Linked DNA regions of Mus musculus: region 1 is linked to region 2. A link is a contact called in ENCODE Hi-C or POLR2A ChIA-PET data. All regions are on one chromosome and are shown on one strand. Each heading gives the region's core, a stretch centred on a gene start or an enhancer-like site at or near the end of the contact. The rest is flanking DNA. Distances are from core to core; before and after follow the strand shown.

The links. Hi-C counts contacts between places; a loop is a spot of excess contacts on that map. ChIA-PET counts read pairs that join two places held with the same protein, here RNA polymerase II (POLR2A).
Region 1: a loop to region 2 is called in a map of heart, with 6 times the contacts of the local background. The contact joins the promoter of Hnrnph3 here to the promoter of Slc25a16 in region 2. A Hi-C loop is called at or near these places in 1 of 37 maps with a recorded cell type or tissue (heart). POLR2A ChIA-PET finds 5 or more read pairs at or near these places in 4 of 5 experiments (Patski and embryonic stem cell).

What each region holds. Positions count from the first base shown.
Region 1 is chr10:63,019,828-63,025,631 of GRCm38, forward strand. It overlaps Hnrnph3 (heterogeneous nuclear ribonucleoprotein H3), which reads right to left and starts at 4,022. Exons shown (of 10, transcript NM_001079824.1): 1 at 3,893-4,022. Pbld2 (phenazine biosynthesis-like protein domain containing 2) reads left to right here and starts at 4,685. Exons shown (of 10, transcript NM_026085.2): 1 at 4,685-4,909.
Region 2 is chr10:62,919,020-62,924,646 of GRCm38, forward strand. It overlaps Slc25a16 (solute carrier family 25 (mitochondrial carrier, Graves disease autoantigen), member 16), which reads left to right and starts at 1,614. Exons shown (of 9, transcript NM_175194.2): 1 at 1,614-1,862. The coding sequence starts at 1,733. It overlaps Gm25862 (a small nucleolar RNA gene), which reads right to left and starts at 4,505; the gene lies at 4,377-4,505.

The sequences.
Region 1 (5,804 bases), core at 2,772-5,271, 100 kb after region 2:
ACCCACAAGTTCTGTTTTGCAGACAGATGTCACTATATACCTAGATGTTTCTGTTTTAAAACAAGGATATATATATATATATTAAAAAAAAAAAGCCAGGCGATGGTGGTGCACACCTTTAATCCCAGCACTTGGGAGGCAGAGGCAGGCAAATTTGAGTTCGAGGCCAGCCTGTTCTACACAGTGAGTTCCAGGACAACCAGGGCTATACAGAGAAACCCTGTCTCGAAAAACCAAAAAAAAAAAAACCAAAAAAAAAAAAACACAAACCAAAAACCCAAAACCCCAAACATCTCCCCCAAGGCCCCCCAAAAAACCCCAAACCGAACCCCCCAAAAAAACAAACCAAAAAAAAAAAAAAAAAAAAAAACCAACAAGGATATTTGCCTTTAATCCCAGCACTCCGGAGGCAGAGGCAGATCTCTGGGAGTTTGAATCTTGTCTACAAATTCCAGGATAGCCAGGGCTGTTCTCTGTCTCAAAAAACAAACACCAACAAAACAAAAAGAATACAAACCAAAAATCCAAGGATCTCAGTAGCCCAGGTTAGCCTTAACCTTCAAGCAGTCCTGCCTCAGCTACAGACTACTAAGATTTCCTGAGACACCTGCCCAACTGCAAATGTTTAATAACGCAAAGGTGTATATAGAGGCTGTCTATTCTTATTTGAGATTTGAGTATAAAGACAAAAACTCCCATAGCCAGGTGGAGCTCTATAACCAGGACAGGACTCATAAGATATTATATGTGCTACCACAACAGCTTAGGATAGTCCTTTCCTCTCAATGACATGACTATAAATTAATTCATCACAAACAAGCACTGGCTTCTCTTGCAAAAGGCCTGGCTGGTCTCTATTCCCAGCACCTACACAGTGGCTTAGAACTGTAAATAACCCCATTTCCCATGGATCCAACACTCTTTGGGTTTTCTACCCATGTGGCGTACATAACAAACAAGCAAAACATTCATAAAATTAAAATAAATGGGGGACTAGTAGCAAAGACAAGGGAGAAAGCTCTTTTGTGTATCTAGAATTTAACACAACGCTTTTGCCAGGTAACACTCTTATGAAAACAAGAACTCTGAAAAACACTACACTGATAGTAACTTTCATTTAACAATCTTTTATTACAGTTAGTTAATCTGGTATATGTGCTCATACTTCACACATATACCTCAGTGCAATGTGCAAGTCAGAGGAAAATTTTTGTTCAACAGTTCTTGACTTCAATTAACAAAATGTTACTGAGCAAAACCAGATTTGGACAACATATTTTCTCACGGGGTGACTTTCCATTCAAGTAAAGAGAGGAGGGAAACAGCCTTGCTCTAATATACCTTTTAGCTCAAGTCTAGAGTCCTACTAAAACCTGAAGAAGGGCAGTCTGTTCTGATTCCTCCAGTTTCCAGAGGCTATGTATCAGGTCACTATTTACAATACGCCAACCTTATTTGTAACTGTCATAAATTAATCACTACTCTGCTTTGGGGATCCCAACTGTTCTCATGCCACTAATTTCAGAGCTTGAGACAGGAGACCAACCTGAGTCACATCCCCCACTCCACCCCAAGAGCTATATAGGTGCAGTCCTTGCTCCCGTAGCCTAAGGAGGGGAAAGTGGAAGGATGGTTTGAGGCTAGGAGTCCTAGGAGAGCCAGGGTAAACAGCAAAACACTAACCACAAAACCTCCAAGTCGTAGGACCAATTTAAAAATACTAGCAGTTAAAATGAAGCCAGCTTTAGTAACATTTTTGAGACTTTAAATAGAAAGCAAAAATTTCAGTCACAAAAGACTATGTACTATTCCAACTATACAAACACGTAAAAATCTTTAAAAAGCAAACAAACAAAAAGCAGAACCTGATCTGTTGCTTCTGAGGTTTGACATAGAGAACACTGTCATGGGATGACTGTTGGTACATGTATCTTCTTGAAATGATAGAAGCGTTTTTTAAAACCGGATTGAAGTGAGGGTCTGATAACTAGCAATGTACTAAAATCTGTGGTATACCACTTTAAAAAAAAGTTGATGGTGGCTCACAGCACTTGGGAGGCAGAAATATCAAGATCCTCCAATCAAGACCAGCATGGTCTACAATGAAACCTTATCTCAAAATAAAGCAAAACACATTTGGGAGACAGAGGCTCCAAGAGGGAGGCCTTCAGTACACATCCAGTTACATCAAGATCCTGTCTCAAAAAAAGTAAAGGCATTTCTAATGTAACCCAATCAAGAAAATGTGGACGTATCTTTTAGTTCGTTATAGTAGATCTGAACCCTCTGCATTTCCAAAGTCCATGAAGAATCTCCTTTTTTGGCCGGGCGTGGTGGTGCACGCCTTTAATCCCAGCACTTGGGAGGCAGAAGCAGGTAAATTTCTGAGTTTGAGGCCAGCCTGGTGACATGAGTTCCAGGACAGCCAGGGTTATACAGTGAAACCCTGTCTAAGGAAAAACAAAACCAAAACACAACAAAAAAAAAAAGCCACAAAAAAACCAAAAACCCTCCTTTTTCTAGGTGGTAATCTGTTTCTTGGAGATTTTTTTTTTTCGTTTTGAGACGGATTCTTGCTCTATAGCCCTGGAACTCACAAAATACGATTGGGCGTTTTATCCAGCTTTTGTTTTAAATATTGGAATGTACGTTAACAGTTTTCCCATTACTCATGAGCAAGTTAACTTTCAGGCCCAAATGTGCTTTTTTTTTTTTTTCCTTTTTAACCCATTTTCAATGAAAATTAATGACAGTTCCAATTTAAGGACCCAAAACGCGTCAACTAGGTACGCGATTCGGCTTCCAATTTAAGGACCCAAAACGCGTCAACTAGGTACGCGATTCGGCTTCCACTTTAAGAGACCTATTTCGGCTTCAAAACACCACAGTTCGATACAAGTTTTAAACATGCTCAGCCATCAAATGAAACGAAATGCACTGGGCTTTCGGCCTTAATTACAAAACGACACAAAACACAACTCCTGGAGAGTTAACTACCCCAAACACAACTTAACTCTCCACCCTTGCCTAAACGCAGCACCTTCGCAGTTCACCTGGCCCGGACCTGTTTGAAACACACCCACTTTGCACTATTCCTATTAGAAAAGCCATGCACTTCTCTTCCAAAATGAAAAGTCTTGGTCGACACCTAAGAGGGGGACATGGGGTAGGTGGGTGGTAATTCTTTGGAGATGCGCAACGGACTCTCTCCGCAGTTCCAAATAGGGACTAAAAGGTCGGCTAAGCGTCCTTTGCCTCCTCCCGGAGATTTTCCGTTTGCCCAGCTCGCCCTAGAGACCCGGGAGATAGGGGACAGTCCGCCTCCGGCCCCCGGCCAAGGCCATCGCAACCGAGCGGCGGAATTACAAAGGAGGACCGCGGCCGCCTTTGTCCTGCATCTGGCATCGGAGCGCCCTCGTCGTCACTGGCTTCTCCTTCCCCCGCCCCCAGCTCCCCCTGTCTCAACCCTGGAGTCTGCGTCAGCAGCCCCTCGCAGCCCCGCCGGCCCCAGGTAGTCCCTTCGAGAGCACCGGAGGCCCCGGTGGGTGGCCGGGCCCGCCGAGCGCCATTTCCACCCGGAGCGCGTCCCGCTTTCCCGGCTCGCTGAGCTCCCCACCCTCATCCCTACCGGAGAGCTCGGATCTCCCGCCCGCACTCTCTCCTGCCGGACACTTTCCCGTAAGCCGGAGGCGACAAAGTAGCCCGAGCGGGGGAAAGGCGGGAAGGCGACCCGACCGCTACCGGCCCCCAAGATGGCGGCAGCCGAGCGGCGGGGGAGAGCGAGCGAGCGGCCACTCCGCGTTCCCTCACCCGCTCCCGGGCTCTTCGTCCTTCTCCCGACTCCGCTGTCGGCACCGCCGGCCCAACCTACCCCCCCTTCTACTTCAGATACCCTGTGGGGCGTAAGCAACGCCTACACCGACGCTCGCGCGGGTCTGGTCGCGGGCAGGGACGCCTGGCTCGCCCGCTGCTGAGCGCTCGCCACAACGGTTCGGCTCCCTCGCTCCCCTCAACCGTCTCCCGCCGCGCCAACCGCTCTAGGAGCTGCGCAGCCGAGCGACTGCCGAGGGGGGATGGGAGGGGGGCGAGAGAGAGGGAGGGGGCAGGGCCGACTGCCCAGGCCCACCCCCTCTCTGCCGCGCTGCTCTCGCGATACTTGAGTGACAGCGTGGTCTCCCAGGGGGCGGGGCGCAGCGCACCTGCGCACTCGGGACCTGCCCGGTTGCCACCGTGGTGGGCGTGGAGTCGCAGCGAGTGGGCTGTGGCGGACTCCGTTGGCTCCCGCCGACCGACCAACCCTCTGAACCCCGGAGCTCACGTTTGTCCCTCCCCACGGGCCTCTGAGGAGCCGTGGTCACGCGGTTTGCTAAGTTTCTTATCTGCTCCACTGGGAATAGATCCCACAAAGGCCCCCGCGCGGAAGGAGCCACGTGGTTTCTGTCACCCCGCCCCCCAACCCGGGGACGGCTTTGCTGGTCCACCATATTTGCATTATGCAATCAGAAAAAAAGATGAATGTTGCGCCTGCGAAGATACAAAGCGTCTAAACCCAGCAGGATTCCCGTCCTAGCCTGGGGCATCCCCTTTGTTCCCCTGCGTAGGCAGCCTTGGCGCCTTGATTGGTTTCCTACCTGCCAGGTTCGGTTTTTCTCTCCATTAAACCCGGGTGACGGGTCTGTGGTTCACGGCAATAGACTTTATCTAAGTAAGAGTTTGGTATTCCTAAAAATTGTGCTCGCAGGAGACACCTAAAAAAACCGCATGTGGAGGTTCTGTCGTGCTACCAAGATTGCTCCCGACCCGTTTATGGCTTTTTTAAAGTTGTAACACAAATTGCACATGGAAAGGCTGTGGGAAGGTGGAGGGCCACCCTGGTGTTGAGAGACTTGGGAGAGCAAAGCTAATTAAGGTGGGTACGGACAGCAGAGGGCGAAAAGAGGCCGGGCTGGACAGACTAAGGCTGTGAACGTGGATGGGGCTGGGTTGGAATCACCCTTCAGTGTGCATCCAAAGATTTCTTTGTGCTACAAACACTGGGAAGTCCATGTGGAGTGGAGTAGTGGCAGTGTGGAAGGTTGGATTTGATTTACTATGAATTTTTATTTATGTTTATACTAGAGCCAAGAGGCCAATGACTTTCTTGTATGGAAACTTGTATTTCACGGCTTTAATTCATCTTCAAACCTACTTGAAAGTCTTTAGTACTCTACTGATTTTATAGCCCAAAATATCCTTCAGAGAAGGGGGGGGGGGCGCAGTGTGCTTATACTTACAGACAGGAAAATCAAAGTATGTTCTAGAAGCCGTCATAGCTCAGGTTTATTAAGTACTTCCTGAAATGGCATGGTAAGCAGTTCCTTGTCTTTGTTCTTGGGTAGCCAAGGATGTCCTTGAACTCCTGACCCTCTGTGTCTCCATAGCCTTACAAAGTGGTATTTCACAGATGCAGTCCCTAGTCCCACAAGAGTGAAAATAATTACACTTGATAACACTAAACTCTTTTATGTGGTGACAAGTTAGTGGCTTACTGGCCAGACACTTGCTGAAGCTTGGTTATTTTATTGTTACTTTAATCCCCTAAAGTTACCCCACCCCCTCCTTTTAATAGCTGGGGGTTGATTTAGAGCCCAAAGTATGTTCTCTTTTTTAAAAAAGTAACTGGTTTAGCTGGGTAGTGGTGCACACCTTTAATCCCAGCACTCGGGAGGCAGAGGCAGTTGGATCTCTTTGTTGGAGGCCAGCCTGGTCTTCAGAGTGAGTTCCTGGACAGCCAGGGCTACACTGAGAAACACTGCCTCTGGGCG
Region 2 (5,627 bases), core at 364-2,863:
CTGAATGAACAGTATACTTAGGAGAGAAGATGGGGAGTTTAAATGCCTGTAACCTAGATGTCAGATACAAATGCCTAGCATTTGATAAGCTCTGAGGTCAATGGATCCCTAGTTTGTTTTTTTTTTCTCTCCCCCGACACCCGTCTCACACACAGAGAGAACAACCGAGACAGAGAGAGAGAGATACAGAGGAAGGGGGGAAGAGAGACACAGATAAAGATCACCCCAGGAGTGGTGGTGAAATCCTCCTGTACTCTTAGCACATGCAGGGTTGAGGCAGAAGTATCTCAGGCTAGAGACCAGGCTGGGCCATATTTAGTATTTAGTCCTAGGTCACAGATGTGAGGGTGATGCAGTTGCACCATCTGTCACTCCACTGATTACCAAGTTGACCTGCTGTCTTTTTATTTATTTATTTATTTATTTTTGTTTTTCGAGACAGGGTTTCTCTGTGTAGCCCTGGATGTCCTGGAACTCACTCTGTAGACCAGGCTGGCCTCGAACTCAGAAATTCGCCTGCCTCTGCCTCCCAAGTGCTGGGATTAAAGGCGTGGACCACCACGCCTGGCGACCTGCTTGTCTATGTGAGTGTCTCCTCCCCTCTTCCCACTCCATGTACATGGCTTCCAGAACTACATGCCTGTTTGGACAAAGATGACCTTCCCCTAAGAGAGAAGGACACCATCTTTGATAAAGGGTGTGGGAATAGATGTGTCACCCTGCTAGAATCTCCAAACAAGCCAAGCCTCCATAGCCGGTCCCGAGAAAGGCAGGGAGAGAGGAAGAAAAAGAAAAGAAGGAGAAATAAAAGAGAAAGAGTTTGTGAAGACAGCAGGTTAAAGAATTTATCGTGTGTGAGATCAGAAGATGGGAGTGGATCAGAAAGACAGGGAAGGCTGAGCTGCTTGTGTTAATGCCAGAGGCACCATACACACCACACACACACACACACACACACACACACACACACACACGCGCGCGCGCGCGCGCGAATCAAACCCAGGTATTCTACAAGAACAAGAGTGCTTTTAACCGCTGAGCCATCTCTATGGCTCTCAACATTTATTATAGTGTGTGCGCGTGTGGGCGCGCGTGCTGCCAAGTTGCATGTATGGAGGTCTAAGAATAATTTGTGGGAATCGACTGTCTCCTTCAACTAGGCCGGGTCTGGAGACAACTCAGGTCGGCCAGCCTAGTGACAAGTGCCTTCAGCCGTTGAGCCAGCTAGCTTGTCTAGCATTTTCTTTTGACACAGTATCTTTCTCTCTGCAGCCTGGGCTAGTCGGGAACTCACTAAGTTACCCATGCTGGTCTTGGTCTGGAGGTGATGCCCCTGCTTCAGAGTCCTGAGTGCTGGGATGACAGGCATGAGCTTCACTACATAGCTCAAGCGGGTCTTGATCTCCATGGTCAGGAGTCATCAGGTTCGCTCGTGCTGAGACTGCAAGCCTGAATTTACTGGTCTGGCTCAAGAGGCTCGCAAACCTTCAGCAGGAAACCCGGGACCCTGAGTGTCGCAGACCCCCTGGGTGACGCCCACTTCCGCCTTGCTCTCTTGGACGGGTCCCAGCGGCGGCTGCGTGCGTCATCATTCCTCGCCGCCGCGCGCCATGGGCATCATCTGGCCCCGCCCGCGCGGCGGCTGGGCTCCTGTCAGAGCCGGCTCCAGCCATGGTGCTGCCCAGTGTTTTGTAAGTTGGCAGCGGAGGCTCGGGACGTGGCGCAGGTCCCGATGGCGGCCCTGGTGGCTGCGGCGGCCCTGGCGGCGGCCGAGCCTGCACCCGCGGTGCCGCAGGCGGCTGGGAGCGGGGGCCCGACCTCACGCCGAGACTTCTACTGGCTGCGTTCCTTCTTGGCCGGAGGTCAGTATCCGCCGCCCGGACCCCGGGGCTGGGTGTTGAAGCCGGTCCGCGGGCCGATCAGACAGTCCCGAGCTTCTCCTGCTGCAGCACCCAGCCGGGCCTTCACGTCAGCCCCTGCAGCCGGGGCTAATCCCTCCGCTGAACCAAGCACCTATTTCTTAAGGTTGAAAACAGGATCCTTTAGGTGGGACATGGTGGGGACCACCCCTTTCTGTTACAAACAACACGTGTGACAGTGTAGGATTGGGTTTTGCTGTTTGCTTGAAAGGAAAATAAGTTTTGGAGGTGGAGGCCAGCTTGGGCTCGCGTCCCCTTCGCGTGAGTGTGCGCGCGCGTGCGGATAATGATTTGAGAATATTTAATGTATTCCCCCCCGCCCCCCCACCTCAAGAGCCTTATGTAGTTGACGCTGGCTTTGAACTCCCGATTCTCCTGCCTCTGCATCCCAAGTGCTGGAATTACAGGCACATGTCGCACAGTCCGTCTCTAGAGGCTAACTTTGAAAAATAGACTAGGATATGAGCTGGACATGGTGGAATGTGCCTTAAATCGCAGCACCAGGCAGATGCAAAGGTCGGCAGATCTTGAGTTTGAGGTCAACCAGGTCTTCATAGCAAGTTCTGGGCAAGCAAGGAATACAAAGTGATACCCTGTCTCAAAAACAAAATAAAATGACTAAGGATATTGTGCAAAATTGCCTACAACCGCCCAGCGGTGGTGGTGGTGCACGCCTTTAATCCCAGCACTTGGGAGGCAAGCAGATTTCTGAGTTCGAGGCCAGCCTGGTCTGAGTGAGTTCAGGACAGCCAGGGCTACACAGAGAAACCCTGTCTCGAAAAAAAAAAAAAAATCAAAAAACAAAAACCAAACAGTTGGAGAAGCAGGCCCGCAGACCTTGTCATGCGATAGAAGATAGATGGAGGTGATAGCAAAGATCCCTGGCTTTGTTGTTTTGGTTAATCTTGTAGATAGATGATGGTAAACTGATGGACAAAAGTGGGAGGGGCTTGAGAAGAACAACAAATCTGTAGTCCATGCTGTAGACCAGTCTGGTCTATAGAGTGAGTTCCTGGACAGCCAGGGCTACACAAAGAAACCCTGTCTCGGAAAATCAAAAAACAAAAAAAGAAAACTGCCTACAACCAAAACTGGTTCCAGGAATCGTGGTAAACAAGCTTGTAACTGCTTGAAAAGAAGCACTGTGCTTTGTGCTTACTCTACCAGATGGCTTGCATGTGCCAGGGTTCCTCTCCCTTTCAGTAAGCAGGTGTTTGTAAGTTTGTATCTCTTAACCTCTCCCTCCCCACAATGATTGATTATTTGAGTTGTCATCAGGTAATTATTTATGTGGTTTTTCTTTTCTTTTTTTTTTTTTTTTCCCAGACAGGGTTTTTCTGTGTAGCCTTGGCTGTTCTGGAACTCACTTTGTAGACTAGACTGGCCTCGAACTCAGAAATCCGCCTGCCTCTGCCTCCCGAGTGCTGGGATTAAAGGCATGCGCCACCACACCCGGCTCAGTTAATTATTTATGACTGGCAATAAAAAAAATACACATCATGAGGTCTTATGGAAAGATAGGGTCATAGCTTGCAGCTGTTTTGGGAATGTAATTATTTTCTTCTCAGATTAAAAAGACATTTGTTACTTAGTCCTAGCACTCGGGAGGCAGAGGCAGGCAGAATTAGCTCCAGGCCAGTCTGGTCTACAGCATGAGTTCCAGGATGGCCAGAGCTACACAGAGAAATTCTGTCTTGAAAAACCAATGTGTACACAATGTGTGTGTGAGTGTGTGTGTGTGTGTATATATACACTGGCCATGATGGGAGTCTTTTGAACCTCAAAGCCTACTCCTAGTGACCTACCTTCTCCAACAAGGCCACACCTCCCAATCCTTTACAACATTTCCACCAGCCAGGGACCAGTATTTATTTGTTTATTTAATTTTATTTTTTGGTTTTTCCTGCCTCTGCCTCCCAAGTTCTGAGATTAAAGGCATGCGCCACCACTGCCCGGCACAGGGACTGAGTATTTAAGAATATGAGACTTTGGGAACTATGATGGTTTGTGTATGCTCAGACCAAGGAGTGGCACTATTAGGTGTGGCCATGTTGGAGTACTTGTGGTGGCCTTGTTGGAGTAGATGTGTCACTGTGGGCATGGACTATATATAAGACCCTCATCCTAGCTGCCTGGAAATCAGTATTCTCCTCGCAGCCTTCAGATGAAGATGTAGAACACTCAGTTCCTCCTACACCATGCTGACATGTTCCCACCTTGATGATAATGGACTGAACCTCTGAACCTATAAGCAGCCCCAATTAAATATTGTTCTTGGAGTTGCTTTGGTCATGGTGTCTGTTTACAGCAGTAAATCCAAGATAGGGGCCATTCTCATTCAAACCTCTACATGAACCCTTCCCATACTGCCCTGGCTTCCCAGAGGTACTTTGAATATTTTTTTGGATCTTAGGTTGGGGTCAGCATTGAGATCAGAGATACCAGTATCCATCAGAAAACTATTTTGAAGGCCTCTAAGAGGAACCGAGACGTACAACAGATTGCTTACACTGCCAAGGATTTTGTTCTTGGCAGCCATTGCATCACCAGATCCCCAGGAAGAAGGAACCCTATCTCAAAAGACAAAAAACAAAAAACAAAAAACAAAAACAAAACAAAAAAAATTTTTTTTAATCTGCAGAAGAAAATAATTATACTCCCAATAAGATGGCCTCAAGCTCAGAGATCTGCTTGCCTCTGACTCCCGAGTGCTGAGATTAAAAATGTGTGCCACTATGTCTGACTAGAGTTTGTTAAGACAGAATCTCATATATGGTAGGGTGGCCTCCAACTTAGTATTTAGCTGAAAGTGACTGAATTCCTCAGACCCCCGCCTCTGCTTTCCTAGGGCCACGTCTCAGACAATCTTGGCACAGTGTCTCAGATGTGTCCACCACACCCTGCGATGCTGCTCCTCCTCCTCCTGCTGCTGCTCCTTTTTCCTTTTTTTTTTTTTAAGATTTATTTATTTATTTATCTTATGTATTTGAGTACAATGTGGCTGTACAGATGGTTGTGAGCCATCATGCTGTTGCTGGGAATTCAACTCAGGACCTTTGGAAGAGCAGTCAGTCCTTTTAATCGCTGAGCCATCTCTCCAGCCCTCCTCTTTCCTTTTTAAAAAAATAATTGCTTCCTTAGTTATTATGTGCGTTTTCTCTGTGTGCATGTATGTATGTGCGTGTGTGCACCCTGTGCAGTCCTTGTGTGCACAGACAGAAGAGGTTGCCCAATCCCATGGAACTAGAATTACAGGTGGTTGTGAGCCACCATATGCCATGACCTCTGCAGGAGCAGCTCGTGCTCCCAGCCCTTTGCTCAGGTTCAGGTTCACTAAGTTGCCCGTGGCAGCCTTGCACTTGCCCTGTAGCACAGGCAAGCTCTAAGCTCAGGAGGATCCTTGTGCAGCCGTTCCAGTAGGTAGGATCACATGTCTATGCCATCAGACTCTGTGATGTTCCAGTACTGAAAGGGTTAAATGAGAGTGTAGCAATCTTGGCACAGTGTCTACAGTCAAATCTCAGCCTAGTGCTTACTACAAAGTGAACACTCAATTTTTTTCTTTTCTTCTTTTTTTTTTTCCCTTAGCCTGGGATCCCTCTGGGTAGCCCTGGCTGGCCTGGAACTTAACTATTTAGTTTAGAATGGCCTTTAACTCTTGGCAGTTGGTTTGTCTTTGTTTGTTTGTTTGTTTGTTTGTTTGTTTGT